2 separate regions of the Mus musculus genome follow, and region 2 is linked to region 1. Evidence: chromatin loops called from intact Hi-C (ENCODE). Cell type or tissue: left cerebral cortex. All regions are shown on one strand. Links, peaks and the distances in the headings refer to the core of each region. The heading gives the core; the rest is flanking DNA. Region 1 overlaps Slc35f1 (solute carrier family 35, member F1). Region 2 holds the start of Slc35f1 (solute carrier family 35, member F1).

Region 1 (5,384 bases), core at 185-5,184:
AATTTGTGAGAGGTATATCCTTTACTTAAATAATAATAAAAAAGCAGCCTTAAAGAAAAAGTCCATTTAAACAATCTTATTGAATGAATGAATTATGAAAGAGATCAAGTTCATAGACTTGACTTGAGACTTGACTTATTAAAAAACACAAACAAAAAACATATTTAACAGTTTACTGGCTGAGTTTATAATTTTTTACATCATTGTGACAAATACCTGACATAAAAAACTGAAAAGAAGAAAGCAGTTATTTTGGTCCATGGTGTTAGACACTTTGGTCCAGGGTATAGTGACTCAGTTGCTTTTAGTGGCAAAGGAAAACATGGCAAAAGGGAATGGTGAAGGGAAGCTGCTGGTCCACCTCATGGCAGCCCGGAAGCAGCCAGACTAAGGAAGCGGGTGTGAATGGTTTGCCTTGAGCAACCAGGGACCTTCTACTAGACTCTATGTCTTAACAACATATTAAACCATGAATTAATGAGTAACTAACTCAGTGTTGGGGTCACTGTTCTCCTGGTTTTCTCACGTCTCAGCAGCTGGGCACCAGGGCTTCCACACGTGACTATTTCAGAGTAGAGTCAGAAAGTAGCTTAGCATTGTTCCATCCGTTCTCCACACCTTTTGTGATATCAGCAAGTTAAGTGTAACAAAAATTCCCATCAATCTAAATTTCCAGTTCTATCCATGGATTCCAGGAATAAATGCCTCCTTCAAAGTCATATCTTTCAGTCAGCTATCAGTAATCGAATCTTGACACTGCTTCGCTGTCTGTGCGGCCATGCGCAACTAATTCTCTGTATACACAGGTTCAAGACCTTTGCCGGAGAGTGCCAGTTTCGCTGTGCAGAGATTCTGAGGTTGGATCCTGTCTCTGCCACTTGTCAGCGTTTTCCCTTGGGCTGTTTGTATTATCTCTGCACTCAGTTTCCTTATCTGTAAGACAGAAAGCAATTTGATGGCTGTGCCAATAAACGAGGTGTACAGAGCATGGAATATTTAATGAATGGTTTTTGTTTCTATTTGGGGGTAGATGAGTATATTTTTCAGGCTGAAAAGATAGCTGTATCTCTCCAAACTACTAGCTCACCCAACTTCTCTATTTGCTTCTGAAAGGCACTCGGTAAATTTGTACAAAGTGAATGATTTTAAGGAAATTGTTTTTACATAATTTGCATAAAATGAGATTCGGTTTGGACTTTGAGTACCAAAGTCAGACAATGATGCTTTCTAGTTCTAGAGCAGAGCAGAAAGTTGCTTCGCTCTTGAAAGTCAGAAAGGATACTTTGGACTATTTGACTTCATCAATCAACATAACATTTAGTTCTGAATTAAAACAGGTTTTATACCTGTGGGATGCTCAGTGAGTAAAGGCACCCGCCACCAAGCCTGACCATGAGTTTGATACTTGGAACCCACCCACATGGTAGGAAGAGAAAATAGACCCCACAAGTTGTCTTATGGCTTTCATATGTGCACTGTGATGCTTGAGTGCCCCCCACCACGTACACATAAAATAAATACAAATTTGTAACAAAACACAACAATGATGACAAGATCCAGAAGTCTGTAACAGCTGTTCTCAAGAATTCTGGGCTCAAATCTATTTATATTTTTGGAAATTATTGAGGAGGAATTATTATTCTGCTTATATATGCCATACCAATTCATAGTAATTCTATTAGAATTTTATACAAACATTTAAAAATATTTATGCAGTTACTAAAATTACAAAAGAAAACCCATCACAGGTTAATATAAATATCATGGTTTGATGAAAAATAGTATTTTCAAAAACAAAAATAACTGTCATTGCTTGATGCTTCTACAGACTTCTCTTGTGCCTGAATTAACAGGAGGCAGAGCAATTCACTACTTGATTCTGCTAATTCCCTCACAATATCTGTTCTGTGTACCAGCAGGAGAACAAGAGTGAAGGGGCAATAGTGAATTGGTGTGCTTGTGGTTTTGATGGTTAGCACCTCCGGAAGATGTCTTGGGGGACTCCCAAAGGTTCCCAGACTCGGAGAGCTGCTGACCTAAATTATGTTCATTAGGAATCTATTGTCTCAGGACTTTGCAGTTCTCTACTTCTCAGCACTAATGAGATGAGCAGATGTAAATGTTGACATTCTTCCACTGATGCTAAGAACAAGTTGACTGGGAAGCATCTCCCAAAGGCATTCACGCAACTTTCTTGTGAGAAACTGATTCTCAAAATACATGAGAACATGGAAAGGAAAAATAAGTTCTTCAAGTTGTTTGCCTAAATAAATAAATAAATAAATAAATAAATAAAATGTTGGTTAGAGCTACCTACATAACAAGTGCCTGCAGGCAGTGTGCTGTCTCACACCAAAGGAAGCTCCTCTAAATGGGGTTGCCAATTAAGCTTTGAGACGGGATTGGCCCAGGACAGCCCACCAAAGGTATGGCCCAGTGGCCCTGGTGAAGTGTGGTGTCTTAAAGCATTAATTTCATTTTAATAAAATATTCTCAGATGTGTCCTCACTAATTGTGTCTCAGCCCACTAGTTATATAGAACCTGACTACAGGAGGAAGCTGTAAAGGAGCCCAGGTTCCAGAGAGTGTTAGGAAGTTCAGTACCTTCTTTGTGGCTATGGAACTCAACCATGCGGGGGAATCGCTTCTGCCCTTCCTCCTATGCTGAAGATGCTTCCTTCATGCTCCTTCTATGCTGAAGAAGTCTTTTATATCTAAATAAGTCAATTTTATTTCTGGCTTAAAATGTTTTTGTAATTCTTACCTTTTGAGAAATTATTTATGACCTTTAAATTAAGAATTTACAAAAGCAGCATCTCCTATCATTTAAGAAAAAAATTGAATTCTTAATAAAAGTGACGAACCTTGTGTGTGAATATAGTAGAGGGCTCACCTGAGATTGTCCTGTGTTTCACTTTGATAACCCTGCCACGTGAGTGACATGCAATGAGACCACTTTCATGAGTTTTAAAACAAACCACACCCTGCCACTTTCTGTACAAACGCTCATTGAAAACCTCAATAATCAGACATTCTCGGATGAGTTTTCTTTGAGCAGTGTGTACTCCATCTGGTGAGCATGTGTTTTTCCCATGATGCACTAAATAAGCCAGTCTCTTCCCCTCTCAATACACTTTAAAGTTCTGTCACTAGAGGGCGGTAATTCACATTGATGTCTCAAGTGGCAACATTTTACTCAAATCTTTTTATCTTCAAGGTCAAACTAGAAAATTTGGCTAAAAGACTGTTCAGTTTCAAACTCAACACATTTAGGTTTTAATGAAATCAGATATCATGTAGTTGTTTTGGATTATGTTGCAGACTCAGTTTTTAAAAAATAGGGAGCAGAGATTTTATTCTCTTTATTCAGCATAATTCTTGTTTATTCTTTACTGCATATTGAGATAAGAGTAGTTTCAAGAGAGAAGGTACTCCATTAATATGCAAATATAGATATTGAAGAAAATACCTAGGAATGTAATATCTTGTACCTAAGTTTTATGCATAATCTCATTTTAATTGATGTTTCCATTTTATTATAATAGAAAACTCCTCACTAACTAAAGCTAATTGTTATTTTTCTCTCATGGTTGGAAAAATAATACATAGGTTGTAGAAAACTCAGAAAATTATGGAAAAATATTTAAAGGTAAACAATAATTATCCCACAACCACATCTCACAATAATATTTTGGTGTATTTTGTTTCATGTTTTGTATACATAATTGTATGTATGTTATACATAGAAATACAAATGAAATTTTGTGTGCTAGTTTGAAAAAATATAATGAAAAATTATTGATTTTCAGTTGCTATTTACTTTACTTTGAAGCAATTTTAGTGACTGTCTATTTGCTATAAGTAATGATGTGATAAGCATCTTTGGTCATAACCTGATGACTTTCATAGAACAGATGTCTTTAAGTGGAATTATTCATAGATAAAAAACATGATCTATTCTTAAGGTTTTGACATATACTGTATAACAACTACTTTCTAGAAAGGTCTTTCTCACCAATTAAAATAAGAGATCTCTGACAATCTCCAACTACCCTCTGATTAGTGTTCAGTGTTTTATCTTCCTTCAGAACTAACAAAGTGATTGGTTACAGTATTATCCAGTGCTTTGGTTAGTGCATTGGTTACAATGTTACCCAATGCACTGGCTACAGTGTTACCCAGTGCATTGGTTACAATGTTATTAGTGCATGTCATAATACAGCCTTCTGTATTGCTGGGGATATTGGCAACTTTCTAAACTCAGTCAGTCATTTTCATTTCATCTTCTATGAATTGCTTTTTTCATGACTGTCTCAGGGTTTTACTGCTGTGAACAGATGCCATGACCAAGGGAAACTTTTATAAGGGCAACATTTAGTTGGGGCTGGCTTACAGGTTCTTCAATCCATTATCATCAAGGCATGAGCATGGCAGCATCCAGGCAGCCATGGTGTAGGAAGGAGCTGAGAGTTTTACATCTTGTTCTGAAGGCAAACAGGAGAAGCTGGATTCCAGACAGCTATGACAAGGGTAGTAAAGCCCGTGCCTACAGTGACACACCTATTCCAACAAGGCTACACCTACTCCAAAAGGCCACACTCCCTGGGCCAAGCATATACAAACCATTACAATGACTTTTGCCCACTTGTAAATCTAGTATATGTTTAAGAATTTTACATTATTTATCTATATTCCAGTTCATCCAAAATTGTTTAATTAGACATTGCAACCCATTCAAAGATACCATTTTGGATGAACTGGAAGATACCTAGAGATGTCCCAGACATTCCTAGAACACATCATGTCCACATCAAGTCCCACAATCCATATAAATTCCAAAGGAGGTGATAGTCATTGTACTGTCTGTAAAAGTCTCAACTTTCCATTTCTCCACTAGGAGATATCCCTATGAGGCTAGAATTAGCTTCTGGCCTCAAAAACAGCTAAGACAATTTTAATGTGTGTCAAGCATGCCAGCATAGGCAGTGGAAGGTCTGGTGCCTGCCTTACAGATTCTCTCCCTCTGAATGGAAGTCAATTTCAGATGTAACTCCTTTCACTTCATATAGGCTAGGAAGTATTAATAGCTCTTTTTCTTTCACTAACACAGCTTGTTCGCTAGTAATCAGCATGCTGGTATGTTCCTGATCCTGCTGTGCCCTGCCTTACATCAAAAAAGAGAAAAACCTTGCCTAAAACACCCTTTTAAAAGCACAGAAATTCTTTTTTTTTTTTTTTTTTTTTGGAAGTCTTTTTTTTTTTTTTTTTCTAGTTTATTTTTGTGTGTGATGTCTCTATTTTCTTTTTTTTTTTTTCCATTTTTTATTAGGTATTTAGCTCATTTACATTTCCGATGCTATACCAAAAGTCCCCCTTACCCACCC
Region 2 (5,384 bases), core at 335-5,334, 68 kb before region 1:
TACAAAAGTGTAGGTGAGCTAATAGCCAACTTCTGCTTCCTTCAGGTATTCAACAGGGTCTTCAGAACTCTGCTCAGATGATGTACAGGAGGAAAAATTCCTGAATGGGCTATAGACTGGATATGCAGGAAGCCACCACTAAGTTAAATTTTATTCTCACCCCTACCCCAATTTGTTAAGAAGTTTTGGAGAATTGATTTGAGACAGAGAAAGCAGTGGTTGTGTATCAGGGAAGAAGGAAGACAAGTTTTCTGTATCTTTTCACTTTAATTCCATGTCAGACTTACTGCTATGGTATTTGTACCCTTGGCATCTGTTTTTACCTTTACATAGCACTTAGCTATTTAAGAGCTAAGTGTGGAACACAGAATCTAAGAGGTTCCACCCATCTATGATATGAGATAATCCAAGGTCTTTTCTCACCAGCAGGATTAGAATTTTATACCTTGAACTAGTTAGGGTTACTATTGCTATGATGAAACACCATGACCAAAAGCAGAGGAAAGAGTTTATTTGGCTTAGAATTCCACATTATTGTCTATCATGGAAGGAAGTCAAGGTAGGGGCTTAAACAGGGCAGGAGCCTGGAAGCAGGGGCTAACACAGAGGCCATGTAGGGGTCATGCTTACTGAGTTGATCTTCATGGCTTGCTCGGCTTGCTGTCTTGTAAATCGCAGGACCACCAGCCAACAGGTAACACACCCACAATGGGTCAGGCCCTCCCACATTAACCACTAATTAAGAAAATGCTCTACAGGCTTGTATGCCCAATGTTATGAGGGTATTTTCTTATTTGAAGGTCCTTCCCCTAGGGTAACTCACGTGTTGAGTTGACATAAACTCGCCAGTACCAGCCCATATCCTATTTCCTCATCCGTGTTTTCTCCCTTCTTGACTCACTGGATATTTAGAACATTTGGATTTTGCAGTTCTTCTGGAAAAATGATCATATATATATATATATACATATACATGCAGGCTCAGAAGTGCAGTCAAAGGATTGAGTAGCAATATGCCAAAAACACTCAAAAGGAATCTAGCCAAACATGAGGAGGAGGGCACTGAAGCAACCAGTCATTTAAGGGAGACACTTGAAATGACAATGAATGCTCTTTTAATAGAGATATTCTTACTGAGATTTGCTGCCAGGTCCAGCTGAAGTGAATTTTACTCATGTCTGCTATATTTGGTCATTTCCCAAGGGCAAACTCATTGCAATCTATTGGAATTTTAATATTCCCAAGGTTACAAGCCTTGTTCTTGTTTGTAGTAATTCTTTCACCTGTCCTGAAAATCTGGGGTGAATATTCTAGAATGAAAAGTCACTAAAGAAGGCATGGGGTGATGTTCTAATTATAAAATGGAAAGTGTTCCAAGCTGGGTAGAATTTTGTAGAAAGGGGCCCTGGGGACAGTTCAGGTAGAAACTGGGTTTGACAGATACTTAAATATAGACAGGAGAAGTTTTGTACATTTCTGTCTATCCAATTTTTTTAATGACAAGAACCCCTATTATGATACAAAGGACTGGCTTCTTTTTGTCCCACCCACTGCTCTTTTGTCCCTCTTTTCCCTGTTTTGAGAATACATCGTCTACTTTTGAATGTTATTTTTCTCTGAACATCCTAAACAGATGTTTTCATTTGCTAGTCTTTAGAGCATTTGGATTTAGTGGCAGTATCAATGTGCTTTCGTGTGAACAAATATACCTGTTAAACTTACTCAATAGGATCAATTCCCTATTCTGCAGTGAAGTGGGCAAAACTTAAATGCATATCATTCTTGTGGCAAGATCCTTGCCCAGGCAATCTAGATTAAGAGGCATCTGAAAAAATTTCCAGAGTCAATAACTATTTGAAATGCAGATCAATAGGTATAAGGAATGTCTGGGATAAGGTCCATTGGGCAGAAAGTGGGCTATGATTTCAGGAGCTAACAAAGTTATTTGTTTGACAGCTGGAGGACCTTGAGGGAGCCATCAGGCCCTCTTGATGGGTAATTTACTTCATTTAACTCTTACAATGCCATGGGCAACTCAGGAGTAGCCTTGTCCTAGAATTTAAAAAAAAAAAACTTTCTAGGATCTCTGTTATTTTCACTTTCCTTCCACAGTGCTCTGTTGCCTAAATGGAGTTGTTTTGGGATGACTTAGTTTGCTTTTCCCAATTCCCAGCATGCATTTTTAGTGAGAAACTGTTTTACTTCCTTTTTCCTCCAGGTCCATTCTAGATGAGCATAGTTGTGATATTTAGGGTGCTTAATTTGTAGCCTGGACCAACAAACTGTCTCTGGGTTGTGCCTCTGTCCCGGGCCCATGGTGCTGGATTCTGCAGAGCCTCCGCAGAAGCAAGAGGAATCCTCCCCAATTTCACAGGGAGGATGTATCCACTACTGCACTTAAAAGACAAAAGTACCCACCACCAATCACAGCATCCTAGACCAGGGGCCTCTTTGGATGCCAGGAGGAGGGTTGGGGACACCAAGGCACCTCCGGAGCGCCCTCTGGCGGGGAGCAGAGCGTTCATCCCACCCCCACCCCCCTCTGCCGGCGCGGCGCCCCCGCCCGGCGCTCCAGGTTCACTCTTGGTTTCTCACTCCGTGAGACACAGACGGCAGCTTTCTAAGCGAACCCGGCGCCAGCTGAAGCGGCGCCACCACAACTGCCACAGCCAGGACAAGCCCTAGGCACTGGGAGAGAAGACGAAACCCGGCAGCCCCGTTCCTCTCTCTGCACGGTCCTTGCAGTGGACCCGGCAGCTCCGGGTCCCCGCCGACCCCCTTTGCAGCCACTTGGCGGGGTGTGCCAGGACTTGGTTGCAGCTCCGGCGGGAGGTGGCAGCGGCCCGGAGAGAGGGTGTGCAGCCAGGACTGGGTAGCAACCCGAGAGCACTGGGCTGGGAGGAGGCGGCCGGAGCCCGCCGGTGTCTCCCGCTTCGTCGCTTCGCAAGCGGCACCGCCTCCCCGGGCCGGGGCCGCTTGGCCGGGTCCTCTGCTTGTTCCCGGGCCCGGAGCCCGCGCACTATGTGCGGGGCAGCGTTCTGATAGCCATCCACCTCCGCCTCCGCCGCGATGATTCCCCCCGAGCCTCCGCAGCCCCAACTGCAGCCACCACCTCCACCGGCCCCGCCGAACCATGTGGTGACCACCATCGAGAACCTGCCAGCTGAGGGCAGCGGCGGCGTGAGCCTGTCCGCCTCCTCCCGGGCTAGCATGCGCCAGAGGATCCGCAAAGTGCTGAACAGGTGAGCACAGGCTCCCAGTGGGGACACCAGGGACAGGCACTGCAGGCGCCTAGCCCGCGGACCCCTTTCTCCCCATCCGACGTGTCCCCGAGGTCCTTTGGCACTGGGTCCTAGCCAGGGGAGAGAGCCAGGGCTCGCTCTCTTTCCCTGCGCTCTCAGAGAGGCCGCGACAGCTTTGTCCTGACGCTGGGATCCCCCAGTGGTCGGGCTGCAGGCAGGTCCGGAGAGCGAGTTGGAGAAAGGCGGGGTTGTTCTACCTGCAGATGCCCTGTGTGTGTCCATGCTCACGCCTCGCATCCTCACGTTGTATCACTTCCCCTTTGCACTCTTATCCCAGCTTTGCGCTTTGGGGACACCCCCACCCCACCCCAACATGGCCCGGGCGGAGGCGGGAAGGCCCCGGGCTGCGGTGATGGCGTGGAAGTCGCCAACCTCACGCTGTCTTTCGCTCCGCCCTGGTGGCACTGATTCCCCTCCCCAGGGGCATAAGGTGAGGATACCCCCACCCCCAACCCCAGACAGAAGGGGAAACACTTCTGCCTGACATTTCACTCGCTGTGCAGACTCTTGATGGCTTTTGGAGTAAGAAAAAGAGGCTAGAGGCCTGGGCCAGACCTGAACAAAGTGCAAGATCTTGCTAGAAGGGTGTGTGAGAATCAGGTGCCTAGTTACTCTGCTTCACACTGCCCTGGTCTCTCTGCTGGAATCTACGTAGTGGGTTATTAAGGACAGACATGTTTTAGGACGAGGGTACTATTGACAAGAAAGTAGAATTTCCTGTAGTACCCTCATTCAGCTCTGATGTGAAAGGGAGTTTTGCTACTTAACTAACTTAAATGATTGACGAGCTGATAGACAAAATCCACACAGCCAGTTGTGAGAGTGTGTCGTTTTCAGGGTTTCTGTAGGGTAACCCTTCCGATCTTATTATTCATACAGGTTTCTGTGTGGTACCGTTTTCTGGTAACAGTGATTCCCTGATCACTCACTTGAAACTGTTTGGGTCATAAAGCTTTGCTGAGAGTACAAATATATGTAAAGAAATAACTTGAAAATATTTTTATTTGGTGGGAATGGTTGCATACAATTCAAAAATTCCTTGTTACGATCTAATGATCAACAATAACTTATTTATAGGCATTTCTACTACCAAACAAGAGTTCACTCTTCAGTGAGACATAAATTGGCAATAGAAAGTCCAGTTTTTACCTTATCATTTGTAGCTTTGGCTAACACACCCCCAAATATCGCATTTAAAAAGACGATTTTAAAATGATAAAAAGCAAAAGAAATAGGGAAGATAGTGTGTGTGTACTCTGTGAATACTTGCCATTTTAAAGTCGCAATATTTTAAACAGAATACAGTCTTAACTATTAAATTATTATTTTTCTCATCAAAGTAGAAAACACCAATGCTATCATTCACTTGTTATTTTTGAGGTCATTCTGCATATATAATGAATCCTATTGCCAGGAATGAATAACTGACAGAGGTAGGTTTGAAGGGACTTGGGCACTCCTTTGCCTCTACCTAGCCACAGGGCTTGCAGCAGAGACATTTATCTTCTCTGGTCTTAGGCTCTTCATCTGTGGAATGTGTTTAGTGACACCTGTCTGAACTCTCTATCATATCATGCTTTTAAGAATTAGATAAAACTGAAAAACTAAACTGTGGAAAACGGAAAGTTTTAAATATCTTTTATTCAGCCCAGTTTTTTGCTTTTTTGTTTTTTGTTTTTTTGTTTTTTTTTTGTCTAAGACAAGTTTAAGAGCCACATAGGTAAAGAAAGTGAACTCATGGCTTTCATGGGTAGCACATTGCATTTTACTGAGCCTTATGTGAGCCTTCTGTGGCTTGAGTGGCATTATTTTCTATGTACAGAAGAAAAACTGAGACTTAGGTCTGGTTAATGACATTTTTATCTCAAAAATATGGAATGTGAAGCAAATTCTTATTTGTCTCTCAAACTCTTCAAACATTTCAGAATCATTCTTTATATTATAATAACTTTCCTCATTCCTGAAGAGATAAGGGCACATTATTCTTTTGAAAAAGGGACTAAAAATTTTGAAAACACTTTAAAAATTGTGATGGAATAATTTTGTTTGCATAATAGATTTGGGTTTTGTGACAGTATTGTT

The links. Peaks named below come from ENCODE experiments on the same cell type or tissue, not always from the same donor. Only the 100,000 strongest peaks of a DNase experiment are listed, where the experiment ranks them.
Region 2: it touches region 1 in a loop (2.3-fold over the local background); 3 of 42 quality-filtered maps call a loop at or near these places.

Annotation. Positions count from the first base shown.
Region 1 is chr10:52,755,669-52,761,052 of GRCm38, forward strand. All of the region lies in intron 1 of Slc35f1 (solute carrier family 35, member F1), which reads left to right. Among named protein-coding and RNA genes, the nearest start is that of Gm36123, 46 kb to the right of the region's middle. In left cerebral cortex, for the core only: a CTCF peak has its summit at 3,141 (motif pointing right); DNase peaks (open chromatin) are centred at 3,117 and 5,043.
Region 2 is chr10:52,687,928-52,693,311 of GRCm38, forward strand. It overlaps Slc35f1 (solute carrier family 35, member F1), which reads left to right and starts at 2,574. Exons shown (of 8, transcript NM_178675.4): 1 at 2,574-3,242. The coding sequence starts at 3,070. In left cerebral cortex, for the core only: a CTCF peak has its summit at 2,484 (motif pointing left); DNase peaks (open chromatin) are centred at 2,616, 3,230 and 3,394; H3K4me3 peaks cover 2,556 bases; H3K27ac peaks cover 1,594 bases.